Linked DNA regions of Homo sapiens: all the other regions are linked to region 1. Evidence: chromatin contacts called from ENCODE Hi-C or POLR2A ChIA-PET data. All regions are on one chromosome and are shown on one strand. The core of a region is the stretch at or near the end of the contact, and the rest is flanking DNA. Distances in the headings are between cores, read along the strand shown. Region 1 holds the start of SEPTIN6 (septin 6). Region 2 holds the start of UPF3B (UPF3B regulator of nonsense mediated mRNA decay). Region 3 holds the start of NKAP (NFKB activating protein).

The links. A loop is a pair of places that touch in the nucleus more often than their neighbours do. ChIA-PET counts read pairs that join two places held with the same protein, here RNA polymerase II (POLR2A). Pooled maps may share reads with other maps.
Region 2: a map of IMR-90 shows a loop between it and region 1 (10-fold over the local background). The contact joins the promoter of UPF3B here to the promoter of SEPTIN6 in region 1. A Hi-C loop is called at or near these places in 1 of 168 maps with a recorded cell type or tissue (IMR-90), 4 of 37 single-sample maps with no recorded cell type and 9 of 50 pooled maps. POLR2A ChIA-PET finds 5 or more read pairs at or near these places in 8 of 52 experiments (CD4-positive, alpha-beta T cell, CD8-positive, alpha-beta T cell, H1 and 4 more).
Region 3: a map of mammary epithelial cell shows a loop between it and region 1 (8-fold over the local background). The contact joins the promoter of NKAP here to the promoter of SEPTIN6 in region 1. A Hi-C loop is called at or near these places in 1 of 168 maps with a recorded cell type or tissue (mammary epithelial cell), 2 of 37 single-sample maps with no recorded cell type and 11 of 50 pooled maps. POLR2A ChIA-PET finds 5 or more read pairs at or near these places in 4 of 52 experiments (Caco-2, activated CD4-positive, alpha-beta T cell, activated naive CD4-positive, alpha-beta T cell and 1 more).

Annotation. Positions count from the first base shown.
Region 1 is chrX:119,690,269-119,694,619 of GRCh38, forward strand. SEPTIN6 (septin 6) reads right to left here and starts at 2,900. Exons shown (of 11, transcript NM_145799.4): 1 at 2,808-2,900. The coding sequence starts at 2,837. RefSeq lists enhancers at 1,914-1,963, 2,784-2,913 and silencers at 2,454-2,583, 3,094-3,143.
Region 2 is chrX:119,851,713-119,855,799 of GRCh38, forward strand. It overlaps UPF3B (UPF3B regulator of nonsense mediated mRNA decay), which reads right to left and starts at 1,251. Exons shown (of 11, transcript NM_080632.3): 1 at 1,061-1,251; 2 at 55-161. The coding sequence starts at 1,216. RefSeq lists an enhancer at 1,226-1,285.
Region 3 is chrX:119,942,333-119,946,336 of GRCh38, forward strand. NKAP (NFKB activating protein) reads right to left here and starts at 1,419. Exons shown (of 9, transcript NM_024528.4): 1 at 888-1,419. The coding sequence starts at 1,273. RefSeq lists an enhancer at 1,156-1,656.

The DNA.
Region 1 (4,351 bases), core at 1,650-4,149:
GTTTTAGTCACTAAGGATGTTTACCCACAGTGACTCTCAACTGATTCTAGAAAGAACACACCCCCCACATACATACACATACACACACACACACACACACACACACACACACACACACACTAGGGCACTTACTCGCATGGTACCACGTCTCAGAGCTCATTAAAAAGAATTCCTGGCCGGGAGCAGTGGCTCATGCCTGTAATCCCAACACTTTGGGAGGCTGAGGCGGGTGGATCACAAGGTCAGGAGTTCGAGACCAGCCTGGCCAACATGGTGAAAACCCCCCTCTACTAAAAATATCAAAACTAGCCAGGTGTGGTGGCGGGTGCCTGTAATCCCAGCTACTCGGGAGGCTGAGGCAGGAGAATCGCTTGAACCTGGGAGGCTGAGGTTGCAGTGAGCCGAGATCATGCCACTTGCACTCCAGCCTGGGCAACAGAGCAAGACTCCGTCTCAAAAAAAAAAAAAAAAAAAAAAAAGAATTCCTAAGCTAGCCACACTTAGGTTTATTCTCTAGTCTTCTGTTCCCAAACCCTGAATACATGTTCCTTGGAGGAAACAAGCAGCAACCAGATGTCCAAGGTCTCCTGAGTTAACTCCGTCTTCCCTGGTGAATTACAACTTATTGCAGACACAAAGGAGAACAGAGAGACAAATGACACATAAACAGGAGCTTCACTGGCTGGGGGAGGGGGGCATGGAGAGTGACGTCAGTTTTCCCAGAAACCCATTTATCACGATAACAAGGTCTCGAGTGCTTAGGCTGCTCTTTCAGCTTCAGAATCTGGCGTACAATTATGTTCTTCATCATACAGTATGGCAAGGCCAGCCAGAGCAAACTGGAGCCATGCAAAGCAAACCAAGTGGCCCTAAAGCACCCCCTCACCCCCATCTGCAGAACAAAGGGCATCTCTAGGTTGCCTGAGTTGTGCCTGAGGTGAAACACACACAACCTTCTGGAATGTTCCCCATTGCAACATCTGCCCTGCAATCCTAATCCAGGCAAGAGAAACTGGTGAGAGTATGGAGGACAGGTCGATGCAAATTCATTAGCTGACATGAAAAATCATTAGCGTCATTTTTGGATGGAGCTAGTGTAATCCCAGAGATTAATTCCTCTACTTCAGCTATACCATCTCTGAAATGCAGGTAACCAGGAGCAGAAAAGCCACAGCAGAAAAGAGGGAGCCCTCAAAACACTAAAGCAATAAACAACGAGAGTGCCAATCTTGGGGGAAGAAAATTCTCTCAAATTGCATCATCACAGAGAATGTCCCCTGTCTACTCCTGGTCCTTCCACAACATGACTGCATAAAGTGCTCTGTGCTAGGGTGTGCAGGGGGTGGAGGAGGTTCCGAAGAAATGATCCTGCCCTTCCAAACAGGGACAAAAGAGACATTAATACATATTCTGTAGAGAAAATATTATCAGATTCTGGCTTCAGATTTTGTAAAATCAATTTCAATTACACCAAATACCTAGAGGCTTTTTTTTTGTACTGTAGTTGCATTGCATGAACTATTTTCCTAAATAAGTAAGCTACAAGGTTGAAAAACATTTTTATGTGGTTCAGAGATTTTCGTCAAGTAGTATGTGGTGTCATGGGATTTGACCTACCTCTGTCTCCCACTCCTTCCTCACCTCGGGGTGCTGGTGGGCTTATTAAAGTCCCAGATACCCATGGATGAATAGAATAGCTAGGGTGTCCCCCCCAAATGGAATTCATCGCCCTTTGCAACCAAACTTCTGGTTTAAAAAACAAACATGGAGCCTCAGGTCACTTCAACATGGTTTCTCTGCACATCCCAGGCTGGAAAACTTCAGTTCTTTAAATGAAGATTTTTTTTTTCCCAGAGTCGGTCGCCAACAAAAAAAGAGACGGCACCGCTTTTGCGAGTCTCACACTTATTTTCCTGAGTCTCCATAGAAAGAAGCCAGCTCCACAGGTTTTGGCACACAAGCCCAGTTACACTGAACATGCACCCGAGACAGATCCTCAGAGGCCCGCTCCAAAACATGCCAAAATACGCAGCCAGCCACCTACAGGCCAGCCAACTGCACCCCACACTGACGCACAAATGAGACCCAGAGGCACACAGCACAAGCAGACAGAGAGGCGTTCGGACACACACCACAGAGGTGAGCACACTCAGAGAAACACGCGGACTTCTTTGGGTCACAGACAGAACCCCGGCGCCGCCGCCGCCCGCCCGGGAAGACACGAGCGCGCGCGCGTGCACACATACGCGCACACCGATACACACACAGACGCAGTCACATATGTAATGCATATAGAGAAACCCTATCCCAGCCAGTCACCTCCCCGCCCCCCTCGCCACTCACCGCCTTCTGCCCCAGGCTAACCCCAGCCCCGCGCCTCTTTGCCTGTGCGGTCCCGGGTCACAACGGGCAGCCGTGCGCAGGGGCGCGGCAAGGCCAGGGTGCCAGGGACCCGGAGGGCTCGGCGGCTCCTACGGCCATTCATTCGGCAACGCCCCAGCCGTGGGGCCGCAGCTGCAGCGAGGGAGGCGGTGGCGCTCACTGCGGCTCTTGGGCAATGCAAGTTCAGCCGCCGGCCCGCAGGTTTTGCCTGCCCCCCTGCCGCCCCCCGCCCCCCGCGCGCCACCACCGTTTTCCGGGACAGGCTGAGGGACTGAGCTGCTGACCCCGGGAGCAGAAGTCCCACCGTGCCCTTGGCTCCTGGATGCTGCCCACTGCCCTCCTCGCGATGTGGCGGCGGCGGCCAGGTCTCCTTGACCCTCACCAGGCCCTCGGCCCCGGCCCTGGCACCCAAGCTCTGCACTTACCACCTGGCGAGCTATATCGGTCGCTGCCATCGCTCCTGCGTCCGCCAGGGCTGCCACGGGTGCCGCCGCAACGGGAGCTACTGCACAGGAAACAGAGGAGCTCCTCCGACAAAGAGAAAGTGTTACACTTCGGGCGCGACCAAGTCCGGTGGGGGGAGGTGCAAGGGAGGGGCCCCCTCGCCGCTGCTCCAACCCCAACCTCCCCTCTACCGCCCACCCCTTGAAAGTAGGGTATGGAGAGGGGGCGGATTTAACGCGCCGCTTCCCCCTATGGCCAGACCAGTTCCAGTTCTTCCTGCAACCCCAGCCATAGGCTTCTACGAAGGGGGGCGGGGGCTCCCCTCGGTGACCACGTCCTCTGCCCCCCCCGCCACTTGGCTCCGTGGTACGTCCCGACCTCTGCTGAATTGTCACACCCCCCTGCTCTCCTTTACATCCCTAAGTCCCCAGACCCCGAAGGCTGGAAGGGAGCCCCCGCCCCTCCCCCCTCCCATACTCTGCTCAGCGGCCGAGCTCTGCAGTTCTCCTCCCGGCCCCCGTTACCCCCCTTCCTTTCCACCGAGATCCCAAGGTGCTTAGATGGGTGCGCCTTGGCCGCTGGAGTCTCGATGCCCCACTGTCGTGTCTCCCTCCCTCCATGGCCCGGGAGCGCAGCTGCGGCCGAGGTACCGGGGAGGCCTGCGGCACCTGCCGCTCCACAGTAGAGCTTAGAAAGGGGGCCCGTGGGGGGAGCCGCACTGCAGCCCGGCAACTGAGCTGAGCTGTGGCATGTGGGGTCCGAGGCTAGAGGTCTTGAGACGCTGCTTCTGCCCTGGGGTTTCCAAGCCTTGGGTGCTGTGGGCTGTAATTTCGTGGAGCCAAGCTCACCACCTTTGGGTACCTAGTACAGACGGAACCCACGCCTCCTCTCTCCGACCCAGCCCTAGACGCTCAGCAAGACCACCCACCCCTTCTAGTACCAGAGGAAGGGCTGGAGATGAAGGTTCTCAGCTCTATGGAGCGAAATGGAGGGGCGGGTGACGGGGAGCGGCCTCCAGTCACTCTGTCCCGCCCCCTGATTTCTCCTTGACCCTCATTCAGCCCGGGACAAGGCGGCCAATAGGGCGCAGAGGAGAGAACTTCCGAAGGCAGGGGTGCGCCCGCCCGCCCTCCTTATCCCCGTGGCCCACCTCCGCGGGTCCTCTCTCGTGGGCACCTCTCCACTTCTCCGGCCTTGGCGCCCTCCCCTCTCTCTTGGGACTGGCCTCTTGCTAGCTCCCTGTCACTGGAGCACGCTGGCAGATTTGGCATGCCCGAGGCCCCAGCGGGAGGGACAGTACATTCCACTCCTCAAAAGGGCAGGTTCCCTGGTGTGGGAGAGAGACCTGGGCCCGCCAGAGGGACCCCAGATGGGGGAGGGGATGACAAGGCTATGGAGGAAACCCGGGCCCAAGAGGGGGCCCCAATGGAGCATGGAAGATGACCCCGTAAAGGCCCAAGGCTGGAGCAGCTGAGGAGGAGGCAGGAGAGAGGGAAAAAGAAAAGAAGGAACCAGGGAGAGAGAG
Region 2 (4,087 bases), core at 1-2,500, 160 kb after region 1:
AAGAATGAAAGAAACCTTTTTCATTTACCCCTTTCCTTTTTTTTTTTTTTTTACCTCGTATCATTAGAAAAAAACTCAAAATAATCATGCTCAGGCATAGGTTGAAGATGTTCCTGAAGCTGCTCCTTGGTCAAAGTGGGAGGTAATCTTCGAATTACCACCTTAAGAAATGCATAAGGAAAATAAAATTAGTACAAATCAGTTTTCTGTCATACCTGAAAGAATCACAGTTCCTGAAGAAGGCTGGGCTTTAAAATATGAGATCACTTGTAAAAACCCAGGAGAAAATATTCTTCTGCAGCCCAATGCTCAGAATTAGTCAAACATAATAGTAACGCGGTTTAAAAAAACCCTTGGAAATGAGAACCACCTGGAGCAAGGAAAAATCGCAGGTTTTGCTCTTTACAGCAGCCCTGCAGTTTACCAGGTTTGTGCATCATTTTCGATCACCCATTTTTTAACAGATCTAGTGGCAATAACTTAGTAAGCCAACGCTGGTCTTTGTGGGTGCCACGAAATCTTGATTTAGCAACAAGTTTCTCCCACGTCCAACACATCTTAAAACAAAATCCTTGCCCATTGAACTTAAGAATTCAAAACTCTAACGAATACAAAAAATCTACCCATTGCTCTCAAAATAGGATGCTCTCGATCTACCCTCCTGTACCATTAATCACCCTGCACTCTCCCCCAACTCGCCTCCATGAATAATATTCCCATCCCTCATGTCTCCTTCACTATTTAATATTTCTCCCCAATTACACCTTTAGTTCCTCATTCTTTATACCGTCGCTCTTCCCTCCCATTATCATCTCACAGCTCTGACCTAAACCCTTCCCGTTTGGGGAGTCCCCTCTTTTCCTCACCCCCACCCAGGATTTGGCCGGGAGGGGCTCTCCCCATTTCGGGTGAATGGATGAACCAGGATGATGCGACTTCCATTCAGGCGAAGAGATAGAAGGAGAACCTGAGAAAGAAAGGGGGCAGCCCCATTCCCAGCCATCCTCCCCGCGCTGCGGACTCGTCCCGCCCTCTCCCGGGCCAGCGGCCGACCGGGCACCTTGCTCAGCGCTTCTTTCTTCTCCTTGTTGCGATCCTGCTTATCTTCCCCCTTGGAGCTGTCCCCCGAGGTCCCACCACCGCTGCCTGTGGCCCCGGCGGGGGTTAACAGGGTTACTCGCTTCTCCTTAGGCCTGTGCTCCTTCTCTTCCTTCATGGCTACGTCCCCCGCTGAAGCGGCTTGGCCGGAACGGGGTTACCCCGGGCACAAACGGCTCCCGGGAAGCTCCCGTCAAAGCTCCGCCCCCAACAAATGCCCCTTGTGATAAGTCGGGCCCCACGTTCCATTGGGTCCTGCCAAGCTCTCGCGAGACTTGGGCCTTTCCCAGTGCAAAGGTTTTAACACCTGGTTTTTACTTCCCGCCCGCCAAGTTCCTGCGCCACCCAATCCCCTCGCGGCCCAGACTCCCTCGGGGCCCGCCCCTTCGCGCGTCATTAGCAATTCCGCCATCTTGAAGTGACTCTGTCGGGGACTACAAATCCCGGCATACAAAGCAGCTACCCGCTTTTGTTGGGCGTTCAGGGGCCAGAGCTATCTCAGGGTCCCTGTTTGTGAGTAAATCGAATCCTTTCATCTTCAGAGTTTTCCAGGTCGAAAGATAGGTTCTTCACGCTTAGTTTCCATCAGATAAACTCAATGCCGTCCAAATTTTGCCTCACTAGGGGAGCGACTTGTATTTTTTATCATTGAATTCAGAGGCTTTAGCATTTATTTTCCTACAACTAAAAGAAAAAGCCTAACATTTAAAAAACTTTATTTTCCTTATATTGATTAGGATTTACAGATACTTAGTAAATACTACAATATTAGCCGAGTTCAGTGGCGCACGCCTGTAGTCCCAGCTGCTCGGGAAGGTTGAGAAGAGAGGATCTTGAGCCCAGGAATTCGAGGCTGCAGTGAGCCATGATCGCGCCGCTGCACTCCAGCTTGGGCGACAGAGCGAGACCCTGTATATAAAAAAGAAGGATAATAATAAATAAACACAAGATACTGATATTTAAAGGAGTAATATGACTAAAATATACAAGATTTGTTTTCATCACCTTATTTTAGCAAAAGGATCCTTCTCCCCAGGTACTGATGTCCCACAGGGAGGGGAATAAAAATAAAACCCAACTTGATTTAGTTGCGATCACCATCTTCACTTAAAAAGGGCCAATTTTACATTATTTATAATAACTCCAAACTGGAAACAATCCAAATGTGAATCTAACAGTGATTATGTTGAGTGACAGAATCTAGACACAGAGTACATGTTGTACAATTCCATTTATATGAAATTTTAGAAAAATAAAACCACAGTGATAGAAAGCAGATCAGTCGGCCAGGCGTGGTGGCTCACGCCTGTAATCCCAGCACTTTAGGAGGCCAAGGTGGGTGGATCACCTGAGGTCAGGAGTTCGAGACCAGCCTGGCTAACTTGGCGAAACCCTGTCTCTACTAAAAACAAAAAAAATTAGCAGGGCGTGGTGGCACATTCCTGTAATCCCAGCACTTTGAGAGGCCGAGGCCGGCGGATCACCTGAGATCAGGAGTTCGACACCAGCCTGGCCAACTTGGTGAAACCCTGTCTCTACTAAAATACAAAAATTATCTGGGCATGGTGGCAGGCGCCTGTAGTCCCAGCTATTTGGGAGGCTGAGGCAGGAGAGTCACTTGAACCTGGGAGGCGGAGGTTGCAGTGAGCCGAGGTTGTGCCACCGCACTCCAACCTGGGTGACAGAGTGAGACTCCATCTCAAAAAGAGAGAGAGACACAGACACCCATAGAGGACAGAAACCAAATTAAAGATGCAATAGGAGCCCAAGGCAGAAAGCTGCCTAAGGGCCAACTCCCATTTTTGCCGACCTCTAGAATATATTCCCCTGACTCTGCACTTAAATTTTCTCACTCCAATTGTCCAGCCTATTCTTGGATTCCTATTCCTGTGGCTAAAACGGTTTCCCTGTATTTGACATCTGTTACTCTTGCTTTCAGTACCTGGCCGTTCTTATGAGCCTTGTTTATGCATCTGCCTCTGACCTACTGCTTAGCTCTGCACTTGCATGTTGGTAGTGTATGCCTCTGTTTTGGTGTCCTCACTAGCTTTAAACCACCAGCTGTTTGTCAGTTGCCAGAATAAAGTGTCCCAGGGCTCAGTCCTTAGACCTCTTTTCTATGTACACTCACTCCTTTATTAATCTCATTCATTCTTTTGGCTTTTCTGTCTTTGCTGACAACTCTACTCTAGAATTTACATGTCCAGGCCGGGCGTGGTGGCTCACAGCTGTAATCTCAGCACTTTGGGAGGCCGAGGCGGGTGGATCACCTGAGGTCGGGAGTTCGAGACCAGCCTGGCCAACATGTGACATCCCGTCTCTACTAAAAATACAAAAAAATTAGCCGGGCGTGGTGGCAGGCAGCTATAATCCCAGCTACTCAGGAGGCTGAGGCAGGTGATTCGCTTGAACCCAGGAGGTCGAGGTTGCAGTGAGCCGAGATTGTGCCAGTGCACTCCAGTCTGGGCGACAGAGCGAGACTCCGTCTCAAAACCAAAACAAAACAAAAAAAGAATTTACATCTCCAGCCCATACCTCCCTGATGATTTCCAGAGTCATGTATCCAACTGCCTATTGAACATCTCCACTTAAGACGTCTAACGTGTTCAGCCACCGAATGCATCCAAAACTGAACACTTGATCTTCCCCCACACCAACTGTATTAGCCTCCTATTCCTGCTGTAACATTACCACAAATTTAGTGGGTTTAAATAATGCAAGTGTATTATCTTACAGTTCTGTAGGTTAAAAGTCCAACAAGGTTTTAGCTTTGTCCTGTGAGGGGGCAAAAAAATATAGTAATAATAAATAAACAAACAGTCCAATATGGGTCTCACTGGGCTAAAATCAAGGTGTTGGCAGGACTGAGTTCCTTCCTGGAGGCTCTAGGAGATAATAGATTTCCTTGTCTTTTTCAGATTCTTGAGGCGGCCCATATTCCTTGGCTTATGAACCCTTCGTCTTCAAGCATCTCTCTCTGACCCTGCCC
Region 3 (4,004 bases), core at 169-2,668, 250 kb after region 1:
GTGTGGTGGTGCGCACCTATAGTCCCAGCTATGAGGGAGGCTGAGGTGGGAGGATCACTTGAGCCCAAGAAGGTGGAGGCTGCAGTGAGCCAAGATTGCACCACTGCACTCCAACCTGGGCGACAGAGCTAGACCCTGTCTCAAAAACAAAACAAAACAATCCCCAAGCTATGCATTTTTCCACTCCAATACTCACTTTGATTAGAGATCTAGTCTCATCCTGGCGTCATTTTTCGAGGTCAAGACTGAGACCACTTAACAAGACCTTCCTCAAAGTGGGGTCATCTATAGCTTATCAGATCACTTTTCCTACATGCATCTAATCGTCTTGTCTGAGGGGAAGGTTTATTTCCTCTCCAACTTAAACCCTTGATTTCATTCCTTCCTAATTCCCCACAAAACGTTTCTACATAAATATCCTGTTATCTCAGACCTGTAAGTTCCTTCATTCAACAAGCAATGGTTGAGCGCCTATAAAGTACCAGGCACTTAGAATTCTGTGATCAGAATTCTCCTCCGTTCACTGGCTCCTCCTTTCCATGAGCTCAGTCTAGTGGGGAATACAAATATATTCACGAATGATAATGACACAACCAGGTAAATGCTACAGTTCTGGTAGGTCTGAACTCTCGGCAATATTCGCTAACAAGACAGGAGGCGGAAGGGGGTAGCGGGAGACCAGGGCACTATATGAAGGGGCCTGAGGGTAAGGGAAAATGAAAAGGACGAATAAAGGGTTGTCGTGGGTGGATTAAAGAAAGGGATGAAAATGGGCGCAAGGCAAGCAGAGTGAGCGAAATGCGAATAGTCAGAAGCGGAATGAATGATAGATCGGACTCCAAAGGCACGTAGGCTCGTACAAGAGAAAGTGCGGCCGTCTCACTCACTTCTGCCGCAGGCTCTCCTCCCTCTCCTTGTCGAGGAGGCTAGGCCAAGGCTTGTCGCTCCCGTAGGGGCGCGAGTAGCTGCCGTAATAGACTGACGAGGAGGCAGAAGCGAAGGGGATGCCCCGGGGCGCAGAGGGCCGCTCTCTAGAACGCGACCGCGAGCGTGAGCGGTAGGACTGGTTTCGGGAGCCTTGGCTGAGGCCACCCAGCTGATGGGTGAGTCCATTCCGGTCCCCGGACCGAGAGCAAGAGTGCGAGCGAGAGCGGCGGCCCCGCGGGGAGCGGGCAGATTTGCTGGGCTTCGGACTCTTCGACGAACTGCGACGTCTTCCCCCCGAGCCCGAGGCCTCCCTATCCGGGCTGCGTGAGCCGGACACCGGAGCCATGGCTACTGGGGGGCCCCAGCAGCCGTGGGACAAGGGGGCGCTCTCGCGAGCCTAGGAAGATGTCTGTTGCCTTGGTTCCCGGGACCTGCCGCTGCGGAACAGCCCAAATCTGAGGAAACCTTGGACACAGTTCTGGGTACTTCTGCAAAACCCTTCCCCGGATCTAGGCGGTCGTCACCGACAGGAAGCGATGTGTGCATCAATATAAATAAGCCGGTGGGGCAACTAGATTGCGTGCATCCTTCCAGTTCCGAGTGAGGCTCCTCAAGTCTAAGCAAGAGACCAAGTTCTTTCTCAGCCTTGAACTTGAAACACTTGAAGGGAAGTATATATTTCAAACACAATATACAGTATACATTTCACTGAGTGGCCGTATGAACAAGACAGTTAATTCTGCTTGTGTTTCCTGTGCTTTCTGTGTGTATTTATATATAAATGTGTGTGTGTGTGTGTATGTCATGTATGAAAGTATGAATGTGTATTTTCTTTTTCTTTCCAATCCCAAGCAAATCGGGAGGGTTTTTCGCGACTGGGGATTAGCTATGGTGTCTAAGCCCCATATTGCCGTGTTAGCTTAGAGGGCGCAAATTTTGTTAATGACTCGCGCCTGATAAACTTCAATTAAGTTTCCCGCCTAGAGAAAAACTGCATACTTATCCCCTAGCCACCGTCTCCACCAATATGCCCCAGCAAAAGGAGGTTTTTTTTTTTTGAGACTGGAACTCACTCTGCTCACTCTGTCGCCCAGGATGGAGTACAGTGGCAAGATCTCAGCTCCCTGCAAACCTCCGCCTCCCCGGGCTCAAGCTATCCTCCCACCTCAGCCTCCTGAATAGCTGGGATTACAGGCGCATGCGACACCAAGCCTGGGTAGTTTTTTTTTTGAGGGGGGTCGGGGGAAACAGGGTTTCACCTTGTTGCCCAGGTGGTCTTGAACTCCTGGGCTCAAGCGATCCGCCAGCCTCGGCCTCCCAAAGTGCTAGGATTATAGGTGTGAGCCACTGCGTCTGGCTTGTATTTTTTTCCCCAAAAAGTGTCATTTTATTTTTTATTTTTTTATTTTTGAGACAAGGGCTCCCTCTGTCATCCAGGCTGGAGTGCAGTGGCTATCCTGGCTCACTGCAACCTCCGCCTCCCAGGTTCAAGTGATTCTCCTGCCTCAGCCTCCTGAGTAGCTGGGATTACAGACATGTGCCATCATGCACAGCTAATTTTTTATTATTTTTTAAATTTGTACAAATCTATGGGATACATGTGAAATTTTGTTACATGTATATAATGTGTAGTGATGACGTCAGGGTATTTAAGGTGTCCATTATCTGAGCACAATACATTTTTGTTAAGTGTACTCTCGGCCTGGTATGGTGGCTCACGTCTGTAATCCCAGCACTTTGGGAGGCAGAGGCGGGTGGATCACTTGAGGTCAGGAGTTTGAGACCAGCCTGGCCAACATGGCGAAACCCTGTCTCCACTAAAAATACAAAAATTAGCTGGGCCTGGTGGCACGTGCCTGTAATCTCAGCTACTAGGGTGGCTGAGGCACGAGAATCGCTTGAACCCGGGAGGCTGAGGTTGCAGTGAGCCGAGAGTGAGATTGCACCACTGCACTCCAGCCTGGGCAACAGAGTGAGACTGTGTTTCCAAAAAAAAATAGTGTACTCTCACTCTACCATGCTGTCAATATCAAACATTGAATTTGGGGCTGGGCATGGTGACTTACACCTGTAACTCCAGAAATTTGGGAGGCCGAGGCGGGCCAATCACTTGAGCCCAGGAGTTGGAGACCAGCCTGGGAAACATAGGGAGACCCTGTCTCTACAAAAAATTTAAAAATTTGGCGAGTGTGGTGGTGCATGCCAGCTACTCAGGAGACTGAGGTGGGAGGAACACTTACTTGAGCCCGGAAATCGAAGTTGCAGTGAGCCGTGATTGATCCACTGCACTCCATGGGCGACAGAGTGAGACACTGTCTTAAAACAACAACAAAAACCATTGAATTTATTTCTTCTATCTTACTGTATGTTTGTACCCTTTAACCTATTTCTCTTCATCCTTCTGCTTCCTCCCACATACCCTACCCAGCCTCTATTATCTATCCAGCAAAAGGAATTTGTAATCCCCTCTTTGTCCAGCTCCTTAAACTAGTCTCATTGTATGCCAGCCCAGCAATATAGAGTTAAGGATCAGTATTCCTATTCTTTTTTTTTTTTTTTTTTTTTTTTTACATGGAGTCTCGCTCTGTAAGCAGGCTGGAGTGCAGTGGCGTGATCTTGGCTCACTGCAATCTCTGCCTCTAGGGTTCAAGCTATTTTCCTGCCTCAGCCTCCTGAGTAGCTGGGATTACAGGGGCGTGCCACCATGCCCAGCTAATTTTTGTAGTTTTAGTAGAGACAGAGTTTCACCATGTTGGCCAGGATGGTCTTGATCTCTTGACCTTGTGATCCGCCCGCCTCAGCCTCTCAAAGTGCTGGGATTACAGGCGTGAGCCACCACGCCCAGCATTTCTATTCATTTTATACTGTTTTTCTTTTCTTTTTTCTTTTGTGAAACAGTGTCTGGCTCCCTCACCCAGACTGGAGTGCAGTGGTGTGATCTTGGCTCACTGCAACCTCCACCTCCTGAGTTCAAGGGATCCTCCCACCTCAGCCTCCTGAGTAGCTGGCATGTGCCATGGTTCGCTAATTTTTAAATTTTTTGTAGACATGGGGTTTTGCCATGTTGCCCAAGCTGG